2 separate regions of the Mus musculus genome follow, and region 1 is linked to region 2. A link is a loop called in an ENCODE intact Hi-C map of the cell type or tissue named here. Cell type or tissue: heart. All regions are shown on one strand.

Region 1 (8,000 bases), 70 kb after region 2:
CTGCCCCACCTGGGGATCCATCCCATATACAACCACCAAACACAGACACTATTGCATATGCCAGAAAGATTTTGCTGACAGGACCCTGATATAGCTTTCTCTTGTGAGGCTATGCCAATGCTTGGCAAATACAGAAGTGGATTCTCACAGTCATCTATTGGATGGAACACAGGGCCCCTAATGAAGGAGCTAGAGAAAGTACCCAAGGAGCTAAAGGGGTCTGCAACCCTATAGGAGGAACAACAATATGAACTAACCAGTACCCCCAGAGCTGTGTCTCTTGTTGCATATGTAGCAGAGGATGGCCTAGCCATCAATGGGAGGAGAGGCCCTTGGTCTTACGAAGTTCATATGCCCCAGTACAGGGGAATGCCAGGGCTAGGAAGTGGGAGTGGGTGGGTTGGGGAGCAGGGCGGGTGGGGGGGGAGGGTATAGGGGACTTTGGGGAGAGCATTTGAAATGTAAATGAAGAAAATGTCTAATAAAAAAGTTCTCTGAGGTTCATTTGGCCAATGTAGAAGATGAGAATAGAGAAATAAGGATTTGGAAAGATGAGCCAACTGTTAAATGGTCAATGGTGAGTGATAACATACTTTCAAACCCAAACCCACTCTCCAATCTCCTTTATACTGCCAATAAGACTTGATTGGATAACAGGAAGTTGAAAGAGTGAATTAGTACAACTCTAAAGTAATATGGAGGAGGCAGGGGAAGGGAAAAATTTGAAAACAGGGAAACCATTAAGAGACTGTTGAACAGCATCTAATTTTATTAAAAATAAATAAATAAATAAATAACCAAAACACTACTATATATAAAAAGGAAATTTAGGCCTCAGTGTAACAGTGGGCGACTTTTTGTTGTATGTTTGCTTGCTTGTGACAGTTTTGTGTGTGTGTGTGTGTGTGTGTGTGTGTGTGTGTACCCTTTGCTGTCTTAGAACTAGGCTCTGCCAGTGCCTGACAAATACAAAGGTGGATGCTCTCAGCCAACCATTGGACTGAGCACAGGGTCCACAATGGAGGAGCTAGAGAAAGGACCCAAGGAGCTGAAAGCATTTGCAGCCCCATAGGAGGACCAACAATATGAACTAACCAGTACTTCCAGAGCTCCTTGGGACTAAACCACCAATCAAAGAAAACACATGGTGAGACTCATGGCTCTAGCTGCATATATAGCAGAGGATGGCCCAGTTGGAGAGGCCCTTGATTCTGTGAAAGTTCTATGCCCCAGTATAGGGAAATGCCAGGGCCAGAAATTGGGAGTGTTGGGTTGGTGAGTAGGGGGAGGGGAGAGAGGATACAGGGTTTTGGGGGGACCAGAAAAGGGGACAACATTTAAAATGCAAATAAAGTAAATATCCAATAAAAAAAACAAATACAGAAATCATATCCCTGTTCCAAGAACCACAATTTGAATGAAATTAAATTCTGTTTAGCCTGACAGATAAAGAATCATATTTTATTTTTAAAAAAAGTGTGTGCCACTATCACCCAACTCAGTGGGTGATTTGTAATACCAAGAATAATTTTGCATAGCTAGAGAAAATATGTCAATTTATGCAAGAGGACAAAAGACTTCAAGTAGCCAAGGAAATCTAAGCAAAGCTATATTGGAGCCAAAATACGACACAAGAACAACACTTAAGGGTATTGACAAAAGTAATTTCCTGGAAAAGACTTTGCAAAGTAAATAAACAAGAATTGACACCTGTAATTCCATTCAAATGTTCTTTCCAGCAAAGCAGATAGTTTTCACTCTGTTAACCTACAGAATCTACAGAATAAAATGGTCTGTGGTGTTCCGAATGAGAATGTCCCCATAGGTTCATATATTAGGATACCTGACTCCAGTTGATGGAACTGTTTAAGAAGGGTTAGGAGGCCTAGTATTGTTGGAGGAAGTGTGTCACTGGGAGAGGTCTTTTCCTCAATTGTGGTTTCCTCCACTGAGATGACTCAAGCTTATATCAAGTTCACACCAAATTAACCAGTACTGTGGTGTTCCCTTCTTGGAGCTGGTGTGTCCCTGCAGGCAGGCTTGAGGTTTCAAAGACTCAATGTCTTTCCCAGTGTGCTTTCTGATCCCTGCTTGTGTTTTGAGATGTGAGCTATCAGATATTCCTGTTGCCATGCCTTTGTTCTGCCATCATGAACTCTCTGGAACTGAAACCTGATTAAGCACTTTGAAGGGAGCAGCTGGTGTATGAAAATGGAAAATAATGGGGGGTCTAGAACTGCAACAACATAGTGGGTGGAAAAAACAGGACAGGAGACAGAAAGCTCACTACCATTCCATAAAGGTATTGTCAATTCCTGGAGGGCAAGAATTACATTTTGACCCCCTTTTGTGGGAGGTGGGGGGAGACAAATGAAGTGGAAACTTCTAGTTCTGCGAAAAATTAGTTATATCAAATGATGTTTTGCTGGGGAATACAGGTAAAAGGATGTCTTGCTTAAAGCAAACACATGAAAGGCTGTTTTCCTGAAGCAGATACAGGTGAAAGGATGTTTTGACATAGCAAACATGTCGAAGGACCTATGGTGAAGGAGTATAAATATGACCCCACAGACAGTGGGAGATGAGCATTAAATATTGGTTTGATTTGCTCTGCCTTGCTGTTCTTCACTAAAGACACACATGTATTGGTTCACCTTACATAGCATTTTTGAGCTCAACTTGTGGTAATGTTGCCATTGAGAGAAACTTGCCCAAAAACTTCTCTCAAGGTTCCTGCAGCAACTTGCTGCTTCTGCAGTCTTGTCTTAGGCTGAAAGGCTTGGACTGTAGCTGTCAGTTTGTGCCTGGTGTCTGTTTGCTAAAAGGACTGGACTGTAGCTGCCGGTTCATGCGTGATTTGTCTGCCTGCCAAGAGGACTGATCTATAGCTGCTGAATCGTATTTGGTGTTTGCTACAGGACTGAACTGCTGCCCAAGAGGATGGAGCTCGCCCCTAAGGAACTGTTGCTGAACAGGTCTACTTTTCCCATAGCCTAATAACTTTTCTCTTCCACTACCTCTGCTGGGTGATGGGCTAGAGGAGAGGTTGAACCCTTATTAAAAATGGGTTGCAAAAATGTTATGCCTGGAGACAAAGTCTCATGTGGCCCAAGCTGGCCCCCAAATCACTATGTAGCCAAAAATGGCTGTGAATTATTGATCCTCCTGCCTCCACCTGGTGAGTTCTGTGATTACAAGCATTCACCTCCACAGTTCATTTCATGTGGATGAATCAGAGCTTCAGGCGCCAGTAAAGCACTCTTTTTTTGTTTTTGTTTTTGTTTTTGTTTTTTGTTTGTTTGTTTTTTTCAAGATAGGGTTTCTCTGTGTAGCCCTGGCTGTCCCAGAACTCACTCTGTAGACCAGGCTGGCCTCGAACTCAGAAAACCGCCTGCCTCTGCCTCCCAAGTGCTGGGATTAAAGGCGTGCACCACCACGCCCGGCCAGTAAAGCACTGTTAACTGAGTTACATCCCTAGTCCTGTTTTCCATCTTTGTATCACATCCCTAAACAGACACACATAGAGCATAATGCAGCACTTTGCACTCAAGTCCATAGTTGGCTAAAATAGATTCAAGTAAATTTTATAAGCAAGACATAGTGATATGATTTGCAGATATAAAGATGGATCTAAGTTTAGACCTTAGTTCCTAAGGATATTTCTGAAGTTGCTTTTGGAGTACTCTAAGCACAAACCATTTGCTTTGCTTCCCCTGCCCTAAGTGCTACCCTTGGCAGGGCCCCAGATAGGGTAAATCCAGCCTTCCCCTCGCAATCATCTGGCTCTCTAGACTGGGAAGGAGGCTTTCTTTTTGGGCCTCCCTTCCGCTTTTCCTAGCCTGGGTAGTGAGCCACTCTTCATAGTATTTGAATCAGAGGAAACAGATAGACTGAGGAAGTAAAGACAAAACAGGCCGCCTAGGTTCTGGGAGCCAATGTAAACATTCAGTGGTTTCCTGTTGTTGCAGCCCAAAGAGTCCCATGACATCATTTCTGGCCTTTCCAGAACATGCAGGCTTAGCCCAGCCTGCCACTCTGCCCAGGGCTGAGTGGCAGTCACCCCCTTCCCCACCAGACTTAGATTCCCCCGGAATTCGGCAATTTCTCCAGGCCAACAATTCCCTCACTTGACTAGCTGGTCACTTAGGTCTTTCTAGCCCTATAAGGCATTGGAGGTGGCAAAGCGGATATGCTGTCCCACTTCTCAGAGGCCGTAAAACTTCTGGGTTAGAGCAAGATTTCCCAAACCGGAAAAGTTATTTTATTTCTTTTAATGGAGACTTGGAGTCAAAGGAGGTTGTGACACATAGTTTCTGAGACAAGCCCTGATTGCTTCTTCCTCTCTTCATCCTGGTTCAGGACCCACAGGCTTATGCTCTGATTGTTCACATAAAGAAACAAAGCTGTTGCCTATTCTTTCCATGGTGCAGATAAGAGCAGTGAGGCCCAACAAGGAAAGGAACTGAGGACATGTGGTCAGAACAGTTTAAGTCATGCGCAATAGAGATATGGACCTGAAGTTTTCTAAGGCACAATGGACTGTATAGTTCTAAGAGTTCTTGACAGAGAATTAAGAAACTGCAGTCTAAACTCTAATTGCTTTGGTAGAGCTTGCATAATTTTATCCTTCTCATTGGTTCTTAGCCAGATGTAACTGAATTCAAGGCAAGATGTAACTATTGAGAGCCAATATACTTGGTAGAGCTGGTAGCTATAGGAGATGAGAAGAGTCACAATAAAACATCCTCTTTTTTGAGACAGGGTTTCACTGTGTAGCCCTAGCTGTATTGGAACTCCCTCTATAGACCAGGTTGGCCTTGAACTCACAAAGATCCACCTGCCTCTGCTTCCCTAGTGCTAGAATCAAAGGCATATGCTACCACCTCCTGGATCCATTTACTATTTAAAAAATAAATATTTTTTTATTTTATTTTATGTGCACCAATGTTTTGCTCACTTGAATGTTTGTGTAGCAAATGCATTTTGGAAATGAAGTTATGGACAGTTGTGAACTGCCATGTGAGTTTTGGGAATTGAACCCAGGGCTTCTGCAATAACAAGTGCTTTTAAGCATGGAACCATTTCTCTGGCCCTCAACATTTCTTATTTCACAAGTTGCAATGAAAAGAAAATGAAAGTCATGGTCTAAATTCTGAGATCTGAAACCTGTGTGGACCAGTCCTCTGTAAGAATCAAATTGTAATCAGAACTGGGGTCTTTTGTGGCTCTAGCCTCTCCAGCCTACTCATCATCACAAGACAGCACAATGTTCTCATTGGAAGATATCAGTTTGCAAAAAAATGTTCCCCAGTTTGGTGTCATTTAGTTGGATAGATTTGCATAAAGAAGAGGCAGCAAAGTCTTAAATTATTGTGTGGAAAATCGAGCCAAATGTATTATGGTAATTCCTGCAGCCAGCAATGATTGAATTTCAAGCTGTAGCTGTGCCATGGAGCACAATTTGAAATATCTCTTATAACCAATCAAATTCATCACACTCTAGAATAGCAACAGAATTTGGAAACACCTTTGGGGGGAAAAAAAAGATTTCTTCACCCAAAGATGCACAAGACAATTTGAATCAATTCCTTTAGCCAATCAATTTCACCACAGCAAGGACAAAGTGTAGGACACACAGAGCAAAGTATAGCCTCATTTAGATGCCTAAAAATGTATATTCATACTCAGATACAGACGATTATCCAGGAAGCTACATAAGCATATTGGGAGACAGAAAAATGATGTGTAAGTGCACATACCACCACCACCAGCAGCAGCAGCAGCAACAGTAGTACCAGACACAGATACAATCCAATAGAAAGTTAGGAAAAAATAGCTGTCTGGCAGTTTAAGGATAGGAATGGCAGTTGACTGTTTTAGAGTACCTTATTCCTTTTTCTCCTTCCTTCTCTATCAATGTTCCTAATTCTAACACTACAGTGTTTTCTGTACAGATGCTATTTCTCTCACTTCCTACATCCATATGTACCTCACCACATATCAGACATTGACCTGTCTGTTTCCTGGACTATAGAAGAGAGTTTTTATAAGAGCTCTTCAGTGGCAGTATCTTCCCTCTAATCCATTTTCCATGGGCTCTCTGCCAGAGGGAATCTCTCTAAAACTCAGCTTTGTTCTTCTTTCATCCCTGGTCCACATTGTCCTTTTAAGACATTTTTCACATTTATATATTTATTTATCTATTTTATATTTGCATATGCACACAAGGCATGGCTCACCTCTGGAAGTCAGAAGACAGGTTTCAGGAGTCAGTTTTCTCCTTTTACATTATAGGGCCTAGAGCTAGAACACAAGTCCTCAGGATTGGTAGCAGGCAGCTTACTATGCTAAACCTTCTCATGACCACGCCATCCTTCTTGTTCTTCCCCGTTTCTAGCACAACACAAACCAACTCAGATATCAGAAATTCATGGGGTGACAAAAATCTGGGCCTCCCATGTCTCCTCCCCTCCTCCCTCCAACCAAGCTGGCCTTGAACTCAGAGATCTGTCAGCCTCTGCCTCCCAAGTGTTAGGTGGGATTAAAGACGTACAGCACCATATCCAGCTCCCTATGACCTTCCTTAATGTTCCTTGTCTTTCAGTAGGCAGACTGAGCCTTATCGATATCCCTACCAGTGTCCACCTTCCAGTTATCTTCTTCCTGTAGTCGTCTGTACCGGCTAGTTTTGTGTCAACTTGACACAGCTGGAGTTATCACAGAGAAAGGACCTTCAGTTGAGGAAATGCCTCCATGAGATACAACTGTAAGGCATTTTCTCAATTAGTGATCAAGGGGGAAAGGCCCCTTGTGGGTGGGACCATCTCTGGGCTGGTAGTCTTGGTTCTATAAGAGAGCAAGCTGAGCAAGCCAGGGGAAGCAAGTCAGTAAAGAACATCCCTCCATGGCCTCTGCATCAGCTCCTGCTCCCTGACCTGCTTGAGTTCCAGTCCTGACTTCTTTCAGTGATGAACAGCAATGTGAAAATGTAAGCTGAATAAACCCTTTCCTCCCCAACTGCTTCTTGGTCATGATGTTTGTGCAGGAATAGAAACCCTGACTAAGACATAGTCCCATGAGAAAACATAACTCCCTTCTCCACCTTAACAAAAGTCTACCCAAAGTAGATGTTTTGGGGCTGTTTTTGTTGTTGTTCTTTTTCTGTTTTGTTTTGTTTGAGACAGAAGTCCATACAGTTCAGATTGGCCTTATTTGAGGATAACCTTGAATTTCTGATCCTCTTGCCTCCATCTTTTAAGTGCCGGGATTACAGGTATGCACCAGCGCACTCAGTTTAAGTCTTGCTGTAAACCAAACGAAGGGAATTAAGGCATGATGGCTAGCACTCTAGTCAATGAGCTACATCCCCAGTCCTTTTAAAAAACAGTTTTGAAAGATAACTATGTATTTGCCATTAAAATTTTGTTTAATATTTTTGTCTGTTAAGGCCCACAGCCCAAATTCCATTGTCTGTGAAGTCTGACACGAGTCTCTAAACACTGTATTATGCACAGACACTAACTTACTCCAGTGAAGATCACTAGTCTAGTCTGTGTGTTTTAGTCTCCAAAAGGAAAGTTGATGTGAAGAGGACTGATTCCCTGATGCCATTGCCTCCTGTGGAGCAGACTGGCATTCTTCCTGCAGAGACATACTGACAAACCCCAGGCTACTTTTATTTATTTTATTGTGCTGGGAATTAAACCCAGGTCCTTGTATATGTTTTGCAAGCATTTTGCTTCTGAACTATTTCCCCAACCCAGCCATTTTGTTTTGAGTTCCCTTTATTCTAGTCATGATTTGAGTCGAGGTAGCGCTACCATATTGCTGCATAACTATAATCAACTCTCAAGACTTCTCCTGCCTTGATTTATTTCAAAGATTACCTTTATTCTAGATGACATTAACTCCAAGGTGCAAGGTTTTATAATACAGCTCCTTTTATATTGTTGTTTTTTCATTATTACATCCTTCTCTTTATTTCTGTCCCCTCCTATTTT
Region 2 (8,000 bases):
TAAAGCAGTTGGATTACAGTAACAGTCCAAAGAAAAGGCACCACCTATTTTTATGTTGTTTTTCTTTTTGGGGGGTACTGTTAGGGTTTTTGGGGGGAGGGAGTTAGACAGCCTTACTCTATATAGCTCAAGCTGGCCTCAAACTCACTACAATCTTCTATCCTCCCAAGTGCTACAATTACAGGCATGAGCTACCATGCCTGGCAACACTTCCCTTACAGGCTGCCATTACAGGCACTTAGAGAATAATGCAGTAGTCAATACCACCCCATCACTGACTGACAGAGCAACCTTCCTCCCAAGATGAAAGTAGAGGCTATTTTGTGCCTTGACTTTTCCCTCTCTGTGCAAGAGATTTTCCATGAATAAGTATAAATGAAATCCCCAAGATGGTACCGGTTCTGTTCTCTACTATCTACACTTTCACAAAGGGTTCAGCAAATTGGAAAATCAAGACTGGAGAGAAGATAGACAAGGTAACACTCATCTGTTATGCTAGTATGAGGGAGGCTGAGGTAGAAAGATACAGAGTTCAAGGTCATCCTTGCCTATATATCTAGTTCAAATCCAAATTGGGCAACATGAGACTCAGTCACAAACAATAAATCAAGTGACTTCCAAGATGGCTCAGAGGGTCACCCACTTACCAGCCAAAGCTGACCACTTTATTCACAGATGCCATAGTGAAGAGAACTGACTCCTGAAACTTGCCCTTTGATGTCCACTGGTGTGTGTGTGTGTGTGTGTGTGTGTGTGTGTGTGTGTGTGTGTGTAGAGAGGCTATATAATTTCATAATTGGTGAGGCAGAAATAGGATTGCCTGGAATCAAGGCTAATTTGCACTGCACAGCATGACTCTGTCTCAAAACAAACAAAACAAAACACCCTCAGGAGGTAGTTCACACCTGTAATTCCAGAAATTCTGAAGCAGAGTCAAGAGGATTGCTGTGAGTTTGTTTGTTTAAAAAAAAAAAAAAGGTATTTTATAGGGCCCTGAGGGCTACACAACAAGAAATTGTTTCCAAAAAGTAGAGAGAGAAGGGGGGATGGAGGGGGTGGCAGCGCAGCAGACAGAGGCAGAAGCCTCCCACACAACCTTCATTCCTGATCCTTTGCCCCACCCTCAAGTCTACAGACAGGGCTGGTTCAAGGGTTAGAAGCCTGAAATTCTGCCCCCTATTAGTCAAGTACCACTTTAGTGCCACTTCAGTGGCTCAAGCAATGCTAGGAATGGCAGGAAAATCAACAGTTCATACAGCCCCTGTTAAAGTTTAGCTGAATGCGGGGCCAGAAGTTTTCAAATACTTCAAAGGAGCTGGGCTCTGTCTATCATGGATGATACTATCCAATAAGCACTGACCACTTTTTCCCCTGACTTGCTAAATCCCAGTAAACCAAACAGGTTTTCCAAGACTGATACCTCCCCCTCAAAAAAAGACCTAACCCCAAGTTGTAGCCTTCCTGTTGGTATGCAACATCACTCATGGCCGGGTCCGTCCTCCTCTATAGCCAGTTTCAATCTAGACAACGGGAAGAGTCGTTCTTGGTAGTATGACAACAAATCCCAGCATTTAGGTGGTGGAAGCAAGAGGATTAGAAGTTCAAGCCTAGCCTGGGATTTATGAGACCCTGTTTCATCAAACCAGTTAAATAAATAAATAAATAAATTGTAACAATAAATCATAAAGTTTGAAATAAAAAACTCAAAATCTTGAAAAATTAATAATCTCTTTTTTAGGTAATCCAAGTGGATCTCCTAAATCTTTGAAATTAAACAAAAAAAAAGTGAAAGTGGAATTGAGAGGGAAAGACCTTCTCCAAAAAAGGTTTATTTATTTTTTTATTTTATGTTCATGAGTGTTTTGGCAGCATGCATGTATACGAAAACTGTGCCTGATACTTAAGGACACCAAAAGAGAGAGTCAGATTCCCTGGAACTGGCATTACAGACAGTTGCAAGCTGTCATGTGGGCACTGAGATCAGAACTTGTGAGAGTGCCTTGTTGGGCAATCTCTCCAGCACCAGGAAAAGCATTTTAAATAGAAATTCTCTTCTCTCCAGAAGGGATAGATGGGCTGGTCACAGGGGAGCCTGTGATCTTAGCACTCAGAGGGCTCTGTTGAGATGGCTAGGAGCTGGAGACCAACCTCTGCTACAACAGTATAGGACCTTGTCTTGAAAAACATCAAAGACCAGACTTTGGGAACTAGCAACCAGAGACAGTCCAAAAAAGGTGTATTTCAACATATTTAAAGTAGGCTGCCTGCTAGAACAAATTAGCTTTAACAGCGAAACTGACTTTCTCTAACACAAACGAAGAAATCTGATTTTACACTACTATTTCGTATCTTTCATAATTTAGAAATGGTTGAGTACACGGTACAGAAGGAGTGGAAGCCGGGTTTAGTGGTGGCTACAATCCCTGCACTTGAGAAGAACTACTTCCAAAAGAGTTTTTAAGTATATCTCAGGCTACAATGTGAGTTCAAACCAGCCTTGGCTAGAATCAAACCCTCTATCAAAACAAATGAACAAGCCAGGCATGATGGCTCAAGCCTGTAATCTCAGCACTGTGGAGGCTGAAGCAGGAAGACTGGCAAAAAAAAAAAAAAAAAAAATCTGAAAGCCACCTACATTACATCGGGAGTCCCATGCCAGCCTAGGTTATAGGGTAAGATCCTGCCCAAGTAAAAAGCCCCGAAATGGAATACATGTGATAAGAAAACAGAAGGGAAGACAACTGAGGGGAGGAAGGAAACCTGCCTGCCGAACGGAAGTCTTGGGGTGAAGGAGGCGACAGGAGGGCAGTGGAGGAGGGGAGCAAATTGTAATTTCACATATGTATATACTTTCACAAAGTATACTTTTATATAAGACCAGGAGACTCTCTCAAAAAATAAAAAATAAAAAAAAGAAAAGAACCCCCCCAAAAAAAAACCCCACCTTGGTATTTCTTAAGAACAGAGTTCTGAGAAGGCAAGGACGATTAGGCAGTGTAGCTAGAATACAGTAAGGGTAGCAAGGAAACTTCAATATAGACACAAAGACCTCCTGTATCTATTCACTCTCCTCTCTTCCGAGGCACCCTCATCCCTTCTCCAGCATCCTAGTCACTGTCTCAGTTCTACCAGGCTCAGGCAGTACTAGAGAGATGGGTAGGCTAGCAATATACAACATGGGAGCCCAGCAAGCCCCATTACCTAAGAAACATAATTCACGGTGGTCATAGGGCCTTCATGAGCAAGGACCTGGCGTGACTTGCACAAAAGCAAGCAGAGCTCATTAGTCAAGCACATACCCCTCCCCCACCCCTCCCTACTGGGCATCCGGCCCCCCTAGGCCTCACTCCCTGGAGGCTTCTGCGAGCAACAGCCAGTGGGGTGGAGACCAGATCTCAAATCAACCACCACACTAGATAGGTGTGGCCCCCACAGGAGAAAACCTATACCTCACAAAACGGTCCTGAGGGGATAGAGAGGCACTATGTCTGACAGGGATTTAATAGAGGAAGAGAAACCTGCCCTGTCTTCCAGTGGGTTGTGTGGGCCCCTCCACAGACTTGTGCCTAATGAAGTGTTTGTACCCCTGGGTAAAGTAACCCAGTTGATGAGACCCTTCACAAATCTTCATTTCCCTGGGGAAAGCAGTTGGGGCTAAGACGCGGTGGAAGGGGACAGAGCAGAAGTGGGGTAGAAGAGGGGCGGTTATGGGAAAGGTGGATGGGTGTGCGGGATCCGCCCTGGGCAACTTCCTCTCTCCTCCCCGCTTCTCTGTAAGCTTGGGGGCTCTTCTGAGACAGTGATAGCTTTGCTACAGAAAGGCGCCAATTCCTGGGCCGGGGAAATGTTCTCAAAAGTAAAGTCGTTTCCCCAGTTCCCAACGACCCTTTAGAATAGGGGATTGATCCAGTCCCTCAAAGAGTTTCCACTGTCTCATCCCAGAGGCGGGGAACTGGAACCCGAGAAAGGCTGGCTCCTCCTTATCCACACTTCTAGTTTGTACACCCTGTCACCCTCTAGAGCGCTCAAATTAGGGCTCCACTATCTTCTCCTTCCTAGGGCCTTAGTGGACAGCCCAGCATCCCCGGCAGGCCTGTGAGCAACCAAGCCCGAAGCCATAAAGTGGCAAGGGTCAAGCTTGGAGCCCCCAGGGCCGACCGCGCTAGTTGTCGGCACTCACCGTCTTCGGCATGGTGGCGGCAAGGGCAGAGGAGTTGGTGAAGTTTGGCTGGAAACTGTCGGGCTGCTCTGAGCGCGCAGTACACTTCGGCAAGGACTCCGGAGAACCGGGTGCTCAGATTGGGTCCCACTCTAGCGTTGGGCGACTGCTCCGCTTCCTGCTAACGGGCCACGACTTTACAAACCCCACCCAGGAAAGAGCCGCCCCCGTTGCGCTGCTCGCTCCTTTATGTGGCCGGGCTTCCGCGCCTCTCCCCGCCCTCCCGCCAGCCTGCCCGCGGCTTCGGGCATCGCCCCGCCCAGCCCGGCCCAGCCCAGAGAGGCTACTCTGGCCACGTGGGGGGCCAGGCTCGGGGCCAAAACTCCCCAAGGACTCCCACTCCCCACTAGTGCCCACTCTGCCCCCTCCCACCTTTCCTCACTGCCCCCCTCCCTCCAAGTTTCGACCATCTGACTCCGCCCCCAGTCTGAGCCAGAGCTTGACTGGGGGGCCACACCCTAGCAGATGCTTTTCAGCCCTGAACCATGAGTTACCAATGTTGGGAACCCGTTGCCTAGTAGAACTGCTGAGTTCCCTCTCTAGGAAGCCTTGTTGGTTAGAAAGTTCCCGCTTGTGGACATTTGAACTCCTCTTTTTCTCTGTGACCTCCAATCATGCCACACCTAAGTTCCCTGGGACCACAACAAATCCTCTGCTGTCCATAGCAGCTCCTGAGAGTTCTGCTACTCCTCAGGAAACTTCTGGGCTAAACTTCAGCTCCTCCTCAACAGTTCACTCCCTTCTAGAGGACTCATTTAACCTGTGACATTTCCTTCGACCTTGTATTTATTTGTTTGTTTGTTTGTTTGTTTGTTTATTATTTATTTATTTCATTTTCTCCAGAACTGGGATCCTTTTCCAATTATCTGTCTTCTATGTTCACTTTCAGTCCTCCAATTCCCACTCTCCTCACATCAGTGTCTTGGTCTTTTCCTTAGTCCTTCCCCAACATTTTGGATTTGTTTTGTCTGTCACCAGAGCTGGCTCTAAACTCATTATTTAGCTTAGGTTTGTCTTGAACTCTCAGTTCTAAGACACTGGCTTAGGTTTGTCTTGAACTCATAATCCTACTACCTCAACTAGATTGCAGATGTCTGACACCGGTTCTATACATTCACTTGCTTTGACACAGCGCACTAACAGCAGCCAGTTGACTTGCATTCCCAGTCCTCCTGTTTCTACCACCTTAGTGCTCAGACAATACCAGGCAGACATTCACTTTTTGATAAGAGTATAAGACTCTCGGGTGATATATGCCCTCCAGTTCTGGCAACTGTGCAGGAGCATGGGTTGTGTGTCTTTCATGAAGTAAATTACCATATACCTCAGTGATGGAGAGTCAAACACAGAATAGTGGAAAGGACACCTCAACACTCACCAGGCTTCAGATCATTGTTTCATCATGAACTCAGCCTGTGTCCTCTGCACTTTCTTGGGTAATTCCCTTCCCCCCTCTAGTATTGAGTTTCCCCTTCCTTAACAATGACCAAACTACAGGGTTTCCAAGGTTCTTTCCCATCCAAACATTACAAAAAGAGGAGAAAGAAGTAGCCTATTCAGTAGCCTACAACATAAAGGTTGTATAAAGTCTTGCATTTACACTCATGAGCCAACATGCCTCTATTTCTGTCACTGATACCGCAGTTCATTGACAGGTGGGGGGGGGAAAAAGAACGTTCTCTGTCAAAACCCAAGTATTTGCCTCAAGGAAAAATAGCACCTTTCAGAAGACTTCAGTAGCAGGAGTAGACATGGTAGCCAATCAATCCTTGATACTGCCATGGCCCATGGACCCTCCACCCAATTCAACCTCCCAAATTTAAAGGAACTCACTGATTTCTTCATTCATGTTCACCTAGAGCCTAAAAGATCTTGGCACTAAAATAAATACCTAAAATAAGTCCACTGCAGACTAGTTCAACTTTCTGGAACGTGGAAATCCCCAGTATGTAATTCCCTAACCCCTATGTGTGTGTGCACATCCCCAGCCATGCCACATCCTCCCGTTTACTCCCTGCAATCACATGCAGAAAGGAAAGCTGGGTAGCATGTTAAGGAGCTGAGCAAACCACTAAAAAGCTAAGGGAGGCATAGGAAGCCAAGTGGAGAGAAAAGGATGCCCTAGGGTGTGGGAAAGTAGAAGAGTGAAGGAAGTAGGAGGCTTAGACCTAGAGAATGAGAGATTGCAAATAGTAAAAGTACCAAAAAATGATGGTTAAAATCAGGGCGAGGTGGGGGGAGAACCAGTGAAGTAATACCCCACCTTCCCACTTCACCACACAGAAGCTGCTTAAAGTAGCAATGGTTACTGTGGTCAAGCAACTGGATATTACTGGGATGTTAGACTTGAAATAGTCTATCTTCAGTGCAAAGCAGAGGCAGCTGTGGTGTTTTGCTGTTCTTCACTATAGACAGGGATATTATTCATCTTATTCCTGCCTTTTTGTATGCCATTCCATGTTTACATGATCGATACTTCTATTCTATCCCCCCATCCAACCTCTTATTATGGTCATATGTGATCTGACCATATTAATCCCTACAATTAAGTTTAGAAATGATCTGGCTTATGCCAGTCTGTGAGGAGAAAAAGACATAGAAATAAAGTCTGGACATCCACACATAGATTGGCTCCCTTGGGGGGAATAGGGAACATGAACAGATTTGGGATTTTTAGATGTGCTAAATTCCTAACATTCAAGGAATGCTAGGCAAGTGTGTTATTAAACAGTAAAGCAAGGTAGGGTCACGAGGAGGAACATTCTAGATCCAGTGTCCAAGAAAGCTGGAGACATCACGGTGAAGGGACGGGAGATTGAGCAAGGAGATTTAGGGGCTGGAGAGTTGGGTCCATTGGTAAACTTATTACACAATAAGCATGAGGGCTTGACTTCGAATGTCACCATCCACCTAAAAGACTGGCAAGGAGGTATATGAGGATAAGGATGGGACAGAGACAAGTAGATTCCAGAAGCTTTTGGCCAGCCAACCAACCTGGAGACTTAGTGAGCTCCAGGATCAGCAAGAAATCTTGTGGTAGACTTTAGCATGAATCAGCCTGGCTAGTCTAGCTAAAAAAACTTATCACAGTTCCATGGTTCTGATCACCAAAATTTGCACTTATACTATTGCAATGTCTCCTTCCCTACATTCAACCTCACCCATTTCCCTGCCTCTTTTCCTTCACTCTTCAACCTTCCTCCACTGTTTGGCATCCTTTTCCACTCCACTTGGATTCCTATGCCTCCCTTTTAAAGTAGTTTGCTCAGCTCCTTGACATGTTAGCCAGATGTTCTTTGTGCATGTATTTAAGGGGAGTAGATGAGTGGATGTGGTGTGTGTACGTGTGCACATTCTGAAGCTAGCCATTCTAAAAGAATAGACAGCTGTCACTCCAACAGATCAAGTTCAACCTATGACACAATGTGGCTGAGAGCATAAATCAAAGTCACAGGGAACTCTTTTCTTGGAAAGAAATAACCAGAGTTTGAGTAAGAGCAGAGAAAATGTTACCTCCCATATAATGAGTGTTAGGGACTCACAGGTCACAAAAGACTTTTCAGTGTTAAGAATGAGGACACTGAGAGTCTGGGAAATGAAGTACTTTTTGGAAAGTCACATGTTTTCTTAATAATAAGAAGCTGGGCCTGGGTCCTGTGAGTCTATGTCCAGTCCACTTTCTTTCCACCAGTCTAAACACATGGCCTCAGTCCCAGGCTGTGACAGGCACACTCAAGGGGGGGGGTGCATTTTATGACTCCTCTCACCATAGCACCTAATG

The links. Hi-C counts contacts between places; a loop is a spot of excess contacts. Peaks named below come from ENCODE experiments on the same cell type or tissue, not always from the same donor. Only the 100,000 strongest peaks of a DNase experiment are listed, where the experiment ranks them.
Region 1: it touches region 2 in a loop (4-fold over the local background); 13 of 42 quality-filtered maps call a loop at or near these places.

The regions. Positions count from the first base shown.
Region 1 is chrX:96,021,978-96,029,977 of GRCm38, reverse strand. No RefSeq gene overlaps it. Among named protein-coding and RNA genes, the nearest start is that of Gm41897, 39 kb to the right of the region's middle. In heart, no CTCF peak of the experiment used is centred here; a DNase peak (open chromatin) is centred at 3,977; H3K27me3 peaks cover 210 bases.
Region 2 is chrX:96,092,424-96,100,423 of GRCm38, reverse strand. Msn (moesin) reads right to left here and starts at 4,379. Exons shown (of 13, transcript NM_010833.2): 1 at 4,181-4,379. The coding sequence starts at 4,192. In heart, no CTCF peak of the experiment used is centred here; DNase peaks (open chromatin) are centred at 3,363, 3,743 and 4,393; H3K4me3 peaks cover 3,284 bases; H3K27ac peaks cover 2,323 bases.